Linked DNA regions of Homo sapiens: regions 2, 3 and 4 are each linked to region 1. Evidence: chromatin contacts called from ENCODE Hi-C data. All regions are on one chromosome and are shown on one strand. The core of a region is the stretch at or near the end of the contact, and the rest is flanking DNA. Distances in the headings are between cores, read along the strand shown. Region 1 holds the start of PHF14 (PHD finger protein 14). Region 2 holds the start of C1GALT1 (core 1 synthase, glycoprotein-N-acetylgalactosamine 3-beta-galactosyltransferase 1). Region 3 holds the start of MIOS (meiosis regulator for oocyte development). Region 4 holds the start of GLCCI1-DT (GLCCI1 divergent transcript).

Region 1 (2,952 bases), core at 203-2,702:
GGAATATTTGGATTTATAATTTCATAGATAAGACTATCAGTCCATGATATGGTTGGTGTTTAAAGTAGAATGGAAGTGAAATTCCCAGAGTGGAGTTTTTAAAATAACCAAGTTCCTAGGATTTTAACTGGAAGAATAAATATCTGAAAGGCAATGAGGAGTATTAAGCATGGGATGCCACTTCTGCACCTTGAGAAAATGAAGTATGGAAGGATGAGTGGTTTTCATTTGAGAGGGCTGCAGGGTAACTGTTTCTATTTCAGATGAGGAGGTAAAAAGAATGGGCATTGAAAAGGAAAAATGTTTACTAAGTAGGTTATACATTTTGGAATAGAAGTTTCTATAGCACAATAGAAAAGTTTGAGAGGTCACATGGCAATGATAGTTTGGGTGAGAGTGAGGCAGGAGAATAGGGTGTGGAGGCAGGGAACCTAAGGATGTGTCACTCCGACTTCCTAAGAACTAAATTGAAAGGAAACCCCTAACTTTCCATGCCTAAGTAACAAAAGGACCAGAGGCTACTCCCTTTGCAAACCCCCACTTTTTCTGCAGGGCAGATGGGAAATTGGCTGTGGGCAGCAAATCAGACTGATTGCAGGAGAGTCTTCCTTTGCATAGAAGTATCACTTTGTAACTTCACCATCTGCAAGAAATCAAACTGATTGCAGGGGAAATCTTCCTTTGCATAGAGGTATACCACTTTGTAACTTCACCCTAGCCTCTGATTGATTGCTTTTTGCACCAATGTTTGCACAGGAGCATGACCTTTGTAACTTCACTTCAGCCTCTGGTTGGCTGCTTTCTGCAACCAATCAGACTGATTGCGCGTTACTTCATTTACATGAGGTGAGCATTAGGTGGCCAATAGGAAGCTTCTAGAGGGTATTTGGACTCAAGATTCTGTATCCGGGCCCTTGAGCCGCTGCTCAGGTCGCTTCCGTACAGAGCGTGCTTTAATTTTCAATAAGTCCCTGCTTTTGTTGTTTTGTTGCTTCATTCTTTCTTTGCTTTGCTGGGCGTTTTGTCCAATTCTTTGTTAAAAACGCCAAGAACCTGGACAACTTGCAGTCACGATCCTCTACCGGTGACAATATCATTTAAATATTGGTAGTGGCTTAAGGTAGCAAACATCCCTTTGTGGAACGTTTACTCAGTAAATCCTTAAAAAACAGATCAGAAACAAAAACTGGCCTCCCAGGGATTTGGACTCAGGAGGTGAATTAGGCGCGGAGAGGGCGGAGCCTTTGGGGTTTATGGGCGGAATTGCACAGGGTTTGGCGGGGATCTCTGCTCCGCCTTGGCACTACTCGGCTCCGCTCGCCTCCGCGCGGCTCCCTGGGCTTTCACTCGGCTCTGTTCGGCTCCTGCTCGGGAAGGGTGCGCGGGGGCGAGTCCTGCGCATGCGCCCTCAATTCCTGCTGCTCTCAGGGCTGCGCTCAGCCTCGTGTTTTCACTTCCTTTTCAGAGCTGTATCCGGGTCGCTGCTTTCCCTATTGTCTGAGGCAGCCGCCCTCGCGCTGTGCAATTTCTGGTCTTTCGTTGCTTCTGGTCCAGGCTAATAAAGTTTTTCTTTCTTTAATTTTTTTTCTTCTAGTTTTAACGGGAGAAATTAACTCCCCGGGGCCGCCGGGTTGACTGCGCTGCCTGGGCCGGAGGTCTTCTCCGGCCAGGGAGCGCTGTGGGAAGGGGCTCGAGCGGCCAGGGCCAGGCGAGGCCGGGGGGGCGGGGGGTTAGGGGACCGCGGGGCTACTCTTGGGAGCGCCCCTGTCCGGCTGGCTGCGCGCCGGTTTTAAATAGCATCTTTCGGACTTGTCTTCGCGGCCCCAGTCCCCGACCTCGGCGCTGCCTGGGCTCCTGCAGCCTCTCCCTAAGTCTTCTCCAAACGACCACCTCACGGATTCCTTAGTAAGTGTATCCGAGGCCTCTGCGGCGAGAGGTCCATTTCAGCCATTCTAGAAGTCAGGGCCGGTGGGAGCAGGGCAGGGGTGGGAGAGTCCTGCGGGAAAGCAGGATTGGTGGACCCTCGCCCTCCATGGTCCGCGGGAATGAAGCCCGCTTGTTTTATTCCCTGATTTTTGCCGTTTTTATTGACTGTTACGATGTCTAAGTGGGGGATTACGAGGAAGGTGCAGAAACATCTCGAAAAGATGAGCAAGAGGGTCAGCTTCGATTTTAGCTGGTCTGAGTTGGCGTTGGCAGCATCAGGGCTGGAGCTGCCTTTGAAACTGCCCGTGGAGCTGTCCAGCCCTCCCCACCCTGCTTCTGCACCCCAACCTTCTCCTGACCCCTTTTGCTGAGAACTCAGTTAGACAAAAATTCCTTGTGCGAGGTCATCTTTATGTTCTCTTAGCACCACAACTCTCCCCTGTGTTTGGTGTGATTATGAATGACAATGTAATTTTTTTCTCTTCACAGTGGATCGCAGCTCCAAGAGGAGGCAGGTGAAGCCTTTGGCAGCTTCTCTGCTGGAAGCTCTTGATTATGATAGTTCAGATGACAGTGATTTTAAAGTTGGAGATGCCTCAGGTAAATATTTCCTTCTCTCTTCCCCTTTCCCAGCTTTCTGGAGTTAGGCTTATTTTTAGACTTTTTAAATCGGTTTTGATTAAAATGCCAATTTTAAGTGAAAGCACGTAAACTTCATTTATTTTGTCCATTTGATTTCCCATTTTGCCTTTAGATCCTGTCACTAGACCTATAATTGCTTCTGTTTTCCTCAGAGATAATTAGCAGTCAGGGGAAGGACTTTTTCCAAAGATGCAAAAGGATTTCTCTGTTTTACACCTTAAAATATATTTATGCTTATATTATAGAGGAAAAAACTGAAAGATATCCCGAAGTAGAAAAGTATCCTGAGAGGTGTGTGGACCATTAATAGTCCCTGAGCAGGGTTCTTCTTTTTTCAGATCACTTGACAATCTCTTAGGGGAGTTTTGCTTTTTTTGTGTATTA
Region 2 (2,952 bases), core at 217-2,716, 3.8 Mb before region 1:
TTATAACTTTTAATAAAATTAAAACGAGATAAGGAGTTGTGAGTTTTGGTTTCTATTTGGAACACTGACCCCTGAAAGAGTTCTCCTTCCATGTTTCACAATGGATGGCAAGACATTGCGGAAAGGTGGAAGGATGTTGCGGAAAGGTGGAAGGATATTGCGGAAAGGTGGAAGGATATTGCGGAAAGGTGGAGGGGGAGGAGGCTGAGCAACAACTGTATACAAGTTGGGGAGGAGTAGAGAATGGACGTAATCATGTAAGGCAGAGAAGTCTGGACCCATGAGCCAAGGAAAGAGCAATAACCTGGACATCAGGATAGCTGCACTTCTCTTCTAACATGGACCTATCAGTTTATCTTTCTGGCCTTAGTTTTGTCATCTGAAAAATGAGACATCTGTATTAGAATCACTACATGTGCTTTATGTTTCACAATTCTTTTGGATATATTGATGCAATGTCCTGAGAAACTACACTACAGCTGAACCTAAGCAAATTAAAGGAAAAATAACAATAACTAATGTATATTATTATTTGTCTCAGGCATTCTAAGTAACTTGCCAATAGGTGGAGGGACCAAGATGCCAGCCCGGGCAGTCTGATTTCAGAGCCCATACTCTTTAACAACCATGCTGTAGAGTACTAAAGAACCGCTTGGATAGGGCATTTAAAGGAAGCAGGGTAGCTTTCCTATTCTGGAACGTGGTCTTGTAGATAATGGTTAACGCCAGTAAAGACTAAACCTTACCCTCACCTCATGACTATTGTGGGGTTGCCTCAACAGGTGGCAGCCTCCTCCCCCTATTCCAAAGACAACTTCCTTATTCAGAGCCCAGCGAAAGGGGAGATAGGTTTTGTTACGCCCCTAAGAAGCTCTTCCGGCCATTGCCCCACAGAACCGAAGTGCTGACAGAACCAAAGACGAAATGTGCCTATAGAAAGCTTTCTGGTATCATTATCTCGGTTCTCAGCTCTTCCTGGTTCTCACATGATGACCCAGCACCCGTATGCATACTTCATCTTATTACTTCCTTTTATTAAGCCCAGAGAGATACTGAGTAAAGAGAGCACGGGGAGAGAACAGAAAAACAAATGAACGGGTTAAGAGCAGGCTACAGGCCACAAGAGTCCTGCAGGGTTAGAGCCTGTACCTCAGACAAAGGTCCTTCAAGCATCCCCTTTCTCGCTCCCTATTGTTACCCTGCTTTCGTCCCGCTCAAGGTCTTGAAGCTAGTGCATAACCTTACAGCAGGATCAGAAATGCGGAGAGTAGCAGACACAAGCCGCAAGGGGGATACAACAAAATCTACTGCTCGTGCAAGATCCGACTTCCCAGACCCCTTCGCATTAGGGCGGAGCGTGCACCCGGCAGCCAATCCCCGCTTCCTCACGTCGCCGTATCCCCGCCCACCGCCCCTCCCGCTCCGCCCTTCCCTGGGGCTGGTGCGGCGGCGGAGACGTCAGCGCCAGGAGACTTCGGGTGGCGGCTGCGCCATAGGCGGGCCACGGCCTGGACGCGCTGCGGGGAGGGGCGGAGCGAGCGGGCGGGAGCGCGCGCTGGGCCCGCCTTGGCCGCCGCCGCTGTGCTGCCGCTGCCGGGGAATAATCTGGGCGGCAGCGGGCGGCCTCGGCTAGCGGCCACGAGCCACTTCTGCGGCTGCCCAGAGAAGCAAAGGTCACCAGTCCCAAGTCGTCCCCCTCTCCGCCCCCCAGGAGGGGCGAGAGGGAGCCGCAGCTGATGTCAGGTATGGCCGGCGGAGGCGCCCTCAGGCTACGGGTCCAAGGTCTCGTCTCCCCTCGCCCTCCCCCCTCTCCGGGTTGGTGGGGAAGCGTGGAGGATGGAACCAAACCCCGGGCGCGGCGGAACAGGTGTCTCGGGGTCAAAGCCGGGCTGGGGTCGTCCGGGCTCCTGAGGAAGGCGCGAGGACTTCCCGCTCCCGGAGCCTTAGCGATCTGCCACAGCGTTCGGCTGCGTACCCGGCCTCAATTTTGTGGACATGTACCCTCCTCTTCGTCGTGGGTCCTTCCCTTGTGCCCGCTCGCGCCCCTCTTCTGCTCGCGCGCTGCCTGGCGGCGCGGCGGGGCGCGCAGTGCGCCCGGACCGGACCACTTAGCGGTCCTGCCCCGCCGGGCCCTCCCAGTCCCTCCTCCCGGGCCCTCCCCGCCCCGCCGCAGACCTGTGGGTCCCGCCGGACTGGGCGCCCAGGTGTTGGGCACCTTCGCCGGGGAGCCACTCGGCTGCCGCGCCGCCTGAGCGCCCAGCGAGCGGGCTCCTTCCAGAGGTGCCTGGAGCTTGCTTGGGTCTAGCTTGGATCATCAGGTTTGTCTGTAGCTGATTTATTTCTTTAAGTTTCCCTGCCGCAGAGTGAAGCAGATACGTGTGTGTTGGGGCATTCGGGGCATGGAGGAGGAAGAAAGGCATTAAATTTTTTTTTTTTGCTTCTGCACCCCATTTTTCCCCAACAAATTGTGATGGAATTAGTAGGTGTTGACAAGTTGTCCATTTGCTTTGAATTTGGGTAAGTCGTACACTCTTAAAAGATGACCATAATTTAGCGCTGTGGATTTATTCTTTCCTGGTCCTTACCGTCTCCCCACCCCCCACCACCCCGCATTTAAAGCAAACAACAGTATCAGCAACAAAAAACCCACACATCCTGGAAAAATTCTCAAGATTTCTAACCTAGTTCTCTATATCCATTGTACATACTACTGTATTTCCTTTTAACGCTTTTTTAAGATAGAAAACTATTGTGCTAACCATGGATTGATTTCATTATGAATTTAAAAGTTATAAATTTAGAACCATAATGAATCAATGAATAATTGGCCGATGTGTAAGGGAGAGAAATATGTTAACTTACTAAAAGTTGGGCATAGAACATAGCTCTGCCAGGAAAAAGTGCGCATAATTTCAAGTTGCTTCATTCTGGTGTGAGTTTGGGAAGTTGGAA
Region 3 (2,952 bases), core at 286-2,785, 3.4 Mb before region 1:
GGCAGGATTGGAAAGGCAATACTTTCCCCAAACTCATCATCTTATCAAAACCATCTGCCACCAAGATCATCAGGACTAAGCTCATTATGCTGTTTACAGCCATCACCACCACAAGCCCAAGACCACCCACTTTTAATCATGAACAGACAAGCAAAGACTGTCAGACATCTGAAGACTGCCTCGAGGTCAGACTCGTGACACCTGAGGCAGCACCATTCACTCAGTTTTGGGAACAAAAAACTTGGAATCCTCTTTCACCGTCATTCACTTGGTCAGTCACCAAGCTCTGTTCATCCCGCCTTCTAAGTATTCCCCAGGGCCCCCACTTCTCTCCATGCCCACTCTCCGTGCCACTGGTAACCTGCGTTTCTATCATCCCTCATTCTGATACTCTATCCCTCCAGCTCTCTGCGCAAAAACTGATCATACTGGCCGGGCACAGTGGCTCATGCCTGTAATCCCAGCACTTTGGGAGACCGAGGTGGGCGCATCACGAGGTCAAGAAATGAGACCACCCTCGCCAACATGGTGAAACCCCATCTCTCCTAAAAATACAAAAAATTACCTGGGCGTGGTGGCGCGCGCCTGTAGTCCCAGCTACTCGAGGTGCTGAGGCAGGAGAATCGCTTGAACCCGGGAGGCGGAGGTTGCAGTGAGGAGAGATCGCGCCATTGCATTCCAGCCTGGCGATATAGCCAGACTCCGTCTCAAAAAAAACAAAACAAAACAAAAAACTGATCATACCACTTGCCTGATTAAAAACTTTCGATGACTCTAACATTGCCTTTAGGTAAATGCCATCCAAACTCACTAAACTGGTTTCCAACCCGTTTCTGAAAGCACCTTAATCTCTCCCCACTTCCTCTGCTCATTCATCCATACCTACTGCCTCCTCACTGCTATGTCCTCTCTCCTGACCCGGCACTTGCTCTTTCCCAGTCCTAGAAGGCTCTTCTCTTCCAGTTCCCACTGCCCTTTTCCCTTTCCTGGCTAATCCCATACTCATCCTTCTTGTCTCAACCTAGTGGTCCTTAAGGAAGCTTTGCTGACCCCCGACACCGAGCGGGCGTCCCTCCTGTGTAGCACTGTGTTAGCCCTACCAAGTCAAGGCTCTCCTTGCCTGTTTCCTGCCGGAACCATGTCTTTTTACTTCACTCCTGTCTCCTCAGCATTCCAGCACAGTGCTGGGTACATAACAGGTGCTCAAGACAAGTTTGTGGAATGACTAATGAGTGAATAAATCATTAACCAAACACCTTGGATCTCCTACTACATCATTTGCAAAAAAAAAAAAATGTTTAATAGAAATTAAAATGGACCCAGTGAGCTAGAGTGTGTGACCCTGCTTAAAAACGACAGAGTGGTTCTGAGAAGCAGTCCCAGCCTAGGAACCCGGGGATCCGGCCTGTGGACCCACGGGCAGGGCCTGCGGGGTGCACCGGCGCTTTCGGGCGGAAGGCGGGGCCTCCCGGCCAGTGACCCCGCCCCGAGGCGCCTCCCGGGCGGGGAAGGGCGGGGCTCGCGCTGGGAAACTCCCCTTCCAAGGCCGAGGCGCCGCTGCGCGTCCTCCAGGCGTGGTGGTGGGGTCGTGGGTCCCAGCCCAGTGGTCCAGGTCACGGGCCGCACGGCCGCGGCCGCCATCTTGCCCGCGTCCGGGCTCCTGCGGCGGGCGGGGCGGTGTCCCGGCCGGAAGCGGCTGTGCGGCGGCCGCGCTGCCACCTCAGGTCAGTGAGCGCGACCCGGTTCGCGTCTCGACTCTCGGGAGCGCCGCGGCCGCAGCGAGGGGCCGGAGATAGCCTAGTTGAAAGGCCCGGGCGTCTCGGCGGGGAGCGCGTTCCGCGCTGTAGGGTAATCGCGCCGGGCGGCCGGCCGCCTGGCCGGGCCTCAGCGGGAGCCACCGGGGGCTGCGGGCGGCCGTGGGACCTGCGGAGACCTCCTCGGGGCGCAGGGAACACGCTACAGCCTTCGCCGCGGCGGGCTTGTGGGGAGCGGCGTCCCAGCCTTTCCCGGGAGGCTCAGCCAGGTGCCTGGAGCGGGAGAGTCGGACTCAGATTCCTGCTTTACCTAGAATAGCAACGTGCCCTGTTCCCGTTGTACCCTCTTAAATACTATACTTCTTAAACGGCCTGTCTCCCGGTGAGCTCTGTTCTCTTCTCATATGAGTAATGAAAATTAAGAGGATGAATGAAACCTCACACATGTTGTGGACTTTGCTGAATAGGTTAGCAAATGACTGCAGGCCTTTTGTATATTTTAAGGGAAATTTGGATATGTGCAGTGCATCTCCTCGAAGATGCTGATGGTGGAAATTTCTTGAAACCGCTCTCGTAATTTGCCACGGTAAGAAAAGTAAAAGACAACATCAAAAAGCATGTGGTTGGATCCTTTGTACACTGAGTAGTATTTTAATGTGTTGGACTTCACTGTCCAGTAGCCACATGGGATTGAGATGTGCTATAAGTGTAAAATACACATCGGATTTCCCAGAGTTGGTGCCAAAAAAACGTAAAAATCCTCAATAATTTTTGCATTGATTACATATTGAAAGGATAATGCTGTTGATATGTTGGCTAAATAAAATGTGTTTTTAAATTTCATTCCACCTAATTTTACTTTTTAAATGTGGCTACTAGAAATTTTTAAATCATATGGCTCACACTGTATTTCTTTTGGACAGTGCTGTTGCAAATATTCTGGTGAATGAACACAGAATCAGCATGGCTTTCCTTTGCTGAGAAATCACTGATGGGAAGTGAGACTTGTTAAACTTGAAAGGTGAGGATATAAATACAAGCTGTAATTATTGCAGACCGCACCCCTTCTACACCTAATTTTTTAATGTCTCCAAAATTTGGAAAAAACATTAACTTTCAGGGCTGATTAAGGGAATGGTAGTAATACTAACATCTGTGTGATGTGAAGAGCTCATTTCAGTTGATTGTCACAGCTTTG
Region 4 (2,952 bases), core at 222-2,721, 3.0 Mb before region 1:
TCTCACAGATGAGATTTGTGGGCCATTGTGAATACTCTACAGATTATGTACCCCACAGCTTTGAGCTGCCAGGTACTATAGCAGAGTGCTTCCTCAGACTCTTGAGCCAGTCTGTCTGGGTGAAATTTTTAGCTCCCCATATACTAACTATGTGATCTCAGGCAAGACAGCTTATTTATGCCACAACTGAGACCACAGTAAGGATAATAATAGTATCTACCTTGTGGATTATATGAGGACTGAATGAATTAACACACATAATGTTCTTAGAATAGCGGCTGGCACATGGTGAATAAATGTTAGCTCTTATTATAATATGTGGTAAACTGAGGAACTATCACTAGTTTTACTTGGATGAAGTACTGCATGAAATTTTTGTATTTTTATTGAGTTTCATCAATTTTTTTACTGAACCTAGTATGCTTTCTCGTCTGAACACACAAGGAAGAAAAGAAGGATGGCTCCTGTACGTGAAAGTGACCCCTGCATATAGTGCCTGAAATCAGAGGAAGCTTGTCAGTGTGGGCAGACACCACGAGCAGACCAATTTGACATTGTGCTTCTCTTTTAACCTCTTGAAAATTAATGAAAGTTATCTGATGAAGATCCTTACATTAATTGCTCCCGATTAAGGTTTAAAACCTTGGTTTACTGTGGGGTAAATTTATGTTTTTGATAGTCATCCAAAATCTTTGTACGCTTTCAGTTTCATTACAGAATAAAAAACAAATTTACCACAATGGATTATTACATTACATCTGGTATTTATTCCTCCCAAGAAGCTATCTGCTTCGGAAAAGCCAGGGGCGCCCTTCATTAATATATCTAACTGATGGTGTAATGACATAAAATTCCTTGTTGACCCCTGCTATTCAGTGTTATTGTCTTGGAACATAGAACTTGATAATCTCTTTTCACTGCATAACTACAAATGTTAGGCTGTAAGAGTATTTTACTTTGTTCAGTGCAGGTTCCAGACATTTCTCCTGATCACCAGAAGTTCTTTTGATTAATAAGGCTACTGGTCACGAAAACTCAGCTTACTAAAAGAGATCCAGTCTTCTGGTTCTAACTAAAACATCCCACCGGATGCAGGTGTACTTGCAAATTAAAGTTTGCCTCATGTGTCCTGTGTCTCAAGTCATACAGACGGCCCAGGAGGGTGGAGCCCCTGCAACCTGCCTAGCGGGGCGTTTGCGTGTCTGGGGGTGTCGGGACACGCGCAGGACACACACAGTCCCACTTTCCTAGTCTCGCACTTACCTCAAGGCTGTCAACTTTTACGCTCCTCCCTGCGCGCACAGCCCCCACCTCACGCTGCCACCCCTCACGCCCCGCCTTCAAAGTAGGAGGCACCATTGTCATTGGACACTGCTTCTCTCACTCCTATTCCAGAACCAATCACTCGAGTTCTAGTGGGGAGCGCCTAAGCCAATGGAAATGCTCGCTGCGGCAGCTGCCGGGTCCTGGGCGCTGGGAGGCGGTGCCGGGGGCGGGGTGCGGCTGGGGCGAATTAGTTGCCATTCGGAGTGAGGAGTGGGTAGAAGCGGCGGCGGCGGCGGCGGCGTTTGCGGTGGCGCGGACTCCGAGGAGCGCCAGCACCTCGAGGCCCTTTCTCTCTACCCTGGTCCCCAGAAGCAGGGGTCCCGGCCCTCCTTGCAGCTGCCGGGTTCTCCCGTGCGTGCAGCCCTGCGAGGGCTGAGGAGAAGGCTGCGAGCGGCCCTCGGGGCTGCGTGATCCGGGCCGTTGCCCTGTCAGCACGATGCCTGGAGCGGTGGCGGCGGCGGCTCCGGGCTCCTTGCGGCCCCGGCCGTGACCGCCACACCGAGCCCAGCCGGGCGGTTGCGGCCGTTGGACGTTTGTTTTCGCAGCCTTCCCCTCCCCCCTCGCCGAGGCGGCGGGGGTGTGCGTTGGGGAGGGGGAGCCCCGAGACTCCTCCCCCACAGCGATACCCCCGCCCCTCCCCCTTACACACTCGCACGCACTATCGCGCCGGCTCCCACACGCTCGCGCGCCTCCCGCCCCGCGCCTCCGTGTCGGCCGGCGGCGTCCAGGGCCCGCAGAGCCACCATGTCCACTGCCTCCTCCTCCTCCTCCTCCAGTTCCTCTCAGACCCCTCATCCCCCGTCGCAGAGGATGAGGCGCAGCGCCGCGGGGTCCCCGCCCGCCGTCGCCGCCGCCGGGAGCGGGAACGGTGCGGGCGGCGGCGGCGGCGTGGGCTGCGCCCCGGCTGCGGGAGCCGGCCGGCTGCTGCAGCCCATCCGCGCCACGGTGCCCTACCAGCTCTTGCGGGGCAGCCAGCACAGTCCCACGCGTCCGCCCGTCGCCGCTGCCGCCGCCTCGCTGGGCAGCCTCCCGGGGCCCGGCGCGGCCCGCGGCCCCAGCCCGTCCAGCCCGACGCCGCCGGCGGCCGCAGCCCCGGCCGAGCAGGCGCCGCGGGCCAAGGGCCGCCCGAGACGGTCCCCAGAGAGCCACCGGAGGAGCAGCTCACCTGAGAGACGGAGCCCCGGCTCGCCCGTGTGCAGAGGTAGCGAGCCCAACCCTCCCGTCCTCCCGGGCTGCGTCTCCCCGACGGTGCCCTCCGTGGAAACTTCAGCCTCTTCGGGCTTCTCTTTGCTAGTGCATTATCGAAGGTGTGAAAGTGGCTTTGGGAATCTCACCCCCCTGCGGTCGCTGTGGGGCTTGGAGGAGCGAACTGAAAAGCGACTTTTATTTGACCCTCATGCCGCCCCTCAGAGTCTCTCTTCCATCACTCGCCTGCTTCGAGAGGTTTTTCAGTTTAAGAGCTGGCTAGCTCATTCGTGTGTTTGCCGTTTGTAGCCGGGGAAGGAGAAGCTGGGCGAAACACTTAACACGCACACAAACTCTTCAGCAGCGGATAAGGTGGCGGTTGTAATCTCTACCGTCTCTTTGTGCTTTTCTGCAAAGTTCCTAACGTGCCTGTAACTACCG

The links. A loop is a pair of places that touch in the nucleus more often than their neighbours do. Pooled maps may share reads with other maps.
Region 2: a loop to region 1 is called in a map of CD8-positive, alpha-beta T cell, with 4 times the contacts of the local background. The contact joins the promoter of C1GALT1 here to the promoter of PHF14 in region 1. A Hi-C loop is called at or near these places in 2 of 168 maps with a recorded cell type or tissue (CD8-positive, alpha-beta T cell and naive thymus-derived CD4-positive, alpha-beta T cell) and 12 of 50 pooled maps.
Region 3: a pooled map shows a loop between it and region 1 (12-fold over the local background). The contact joins the promoter of MIOS here to the promoter of PHF14 in region 1. A Hi-C loop is called at or near these places in 7 of 50 pooled maps.
Region 4: a map of CD4-positive, alpha-beta T cell shows a loop between it and region 1 (8-fold over the local background). The contact joins the promoter of GLCCI1-DT here to the promoter of PHF14 in region 1. A Hi-C loop is called at or near these places in 1 of 168 maps with a recorded cell type or tissue (CD4-positive, alpha-beta T cell), 1 of 37 single-sample maps with no recorded cell type and 9 of 50 pooled maps.

Annotation. Positions count from the first base shown.
Region 1 is chr7:10,972,420-10,975,371 of GRCh38, forward strand. It overlaps PHF14 (PHD finger protein 14), which reads left to right and starts at 1,453. Exons shown (of 18, transcript NM_001007157.2): 1 at 1,453-1,905; 2 at 2,416-2,526. The coding sequence starts at 1,905. RefSeq lists silencers at 648-697, 1,208-1,267, 2,248-2,297 and an enhancer at 1,223-1,517.
Region 2 is chr7:7,181,078-7,184,029 of GRCh38, forward strand. C1GALT1 (core 1 synthase, glycoprotein-N-acetylgalactosamine 3-beta-galactosyltransferase 1) reads left to right here and starts at 1,467. Exons shown (of 4, transcript NM_020156.5): 1 at 1,467-1,743. RefSeq lists silencers at 1,207-1,816, 2,037-2,256.
Region 3 is chr7:7,565,349-7,568,300 of GRCh38, forward strand. It overlaps MIOS (meiosis regulator for oocyte development), which reads left to right and starts at 1,536. Exons shown (of 13, transcript NM_019005.4): 1 at 1,536-1,724; 2 at 2,259-2,340; 3 at 2,678-2,775. MIOS-DT (MIOS divergent transcript) reads right to left here and starts at 717. Exons shown (of 5, transcript NR_110084.1): 1 at 566-717. RefSeq lists a silencer at 1,357-2,006 and an enhancer at 2,257-2,326.
Region 4 is chr7:7,967,281-7,970,232 of GRCh38, forward strand. GLCCI1-DT (GLCCI1 divergent transcript) reads right to left here and starts at 1,472. Exons shown (of 5, transcript NR_110018.1): 1 at 1,264-1,472. It overlaps GLCCI1 (glucocorticoid induced 1), which reads left to right and starts at 1,516. Exons shown (of 8, transcript NM_138426.4): 1 at 1,516-2,527. The coding sequence starts at 2,071. RefSeq lists silencers at 1,339-1,488, 1,699-2,098, 2,179-2,238, 2,329-2,408 and an enhancer at 2,889-2,952.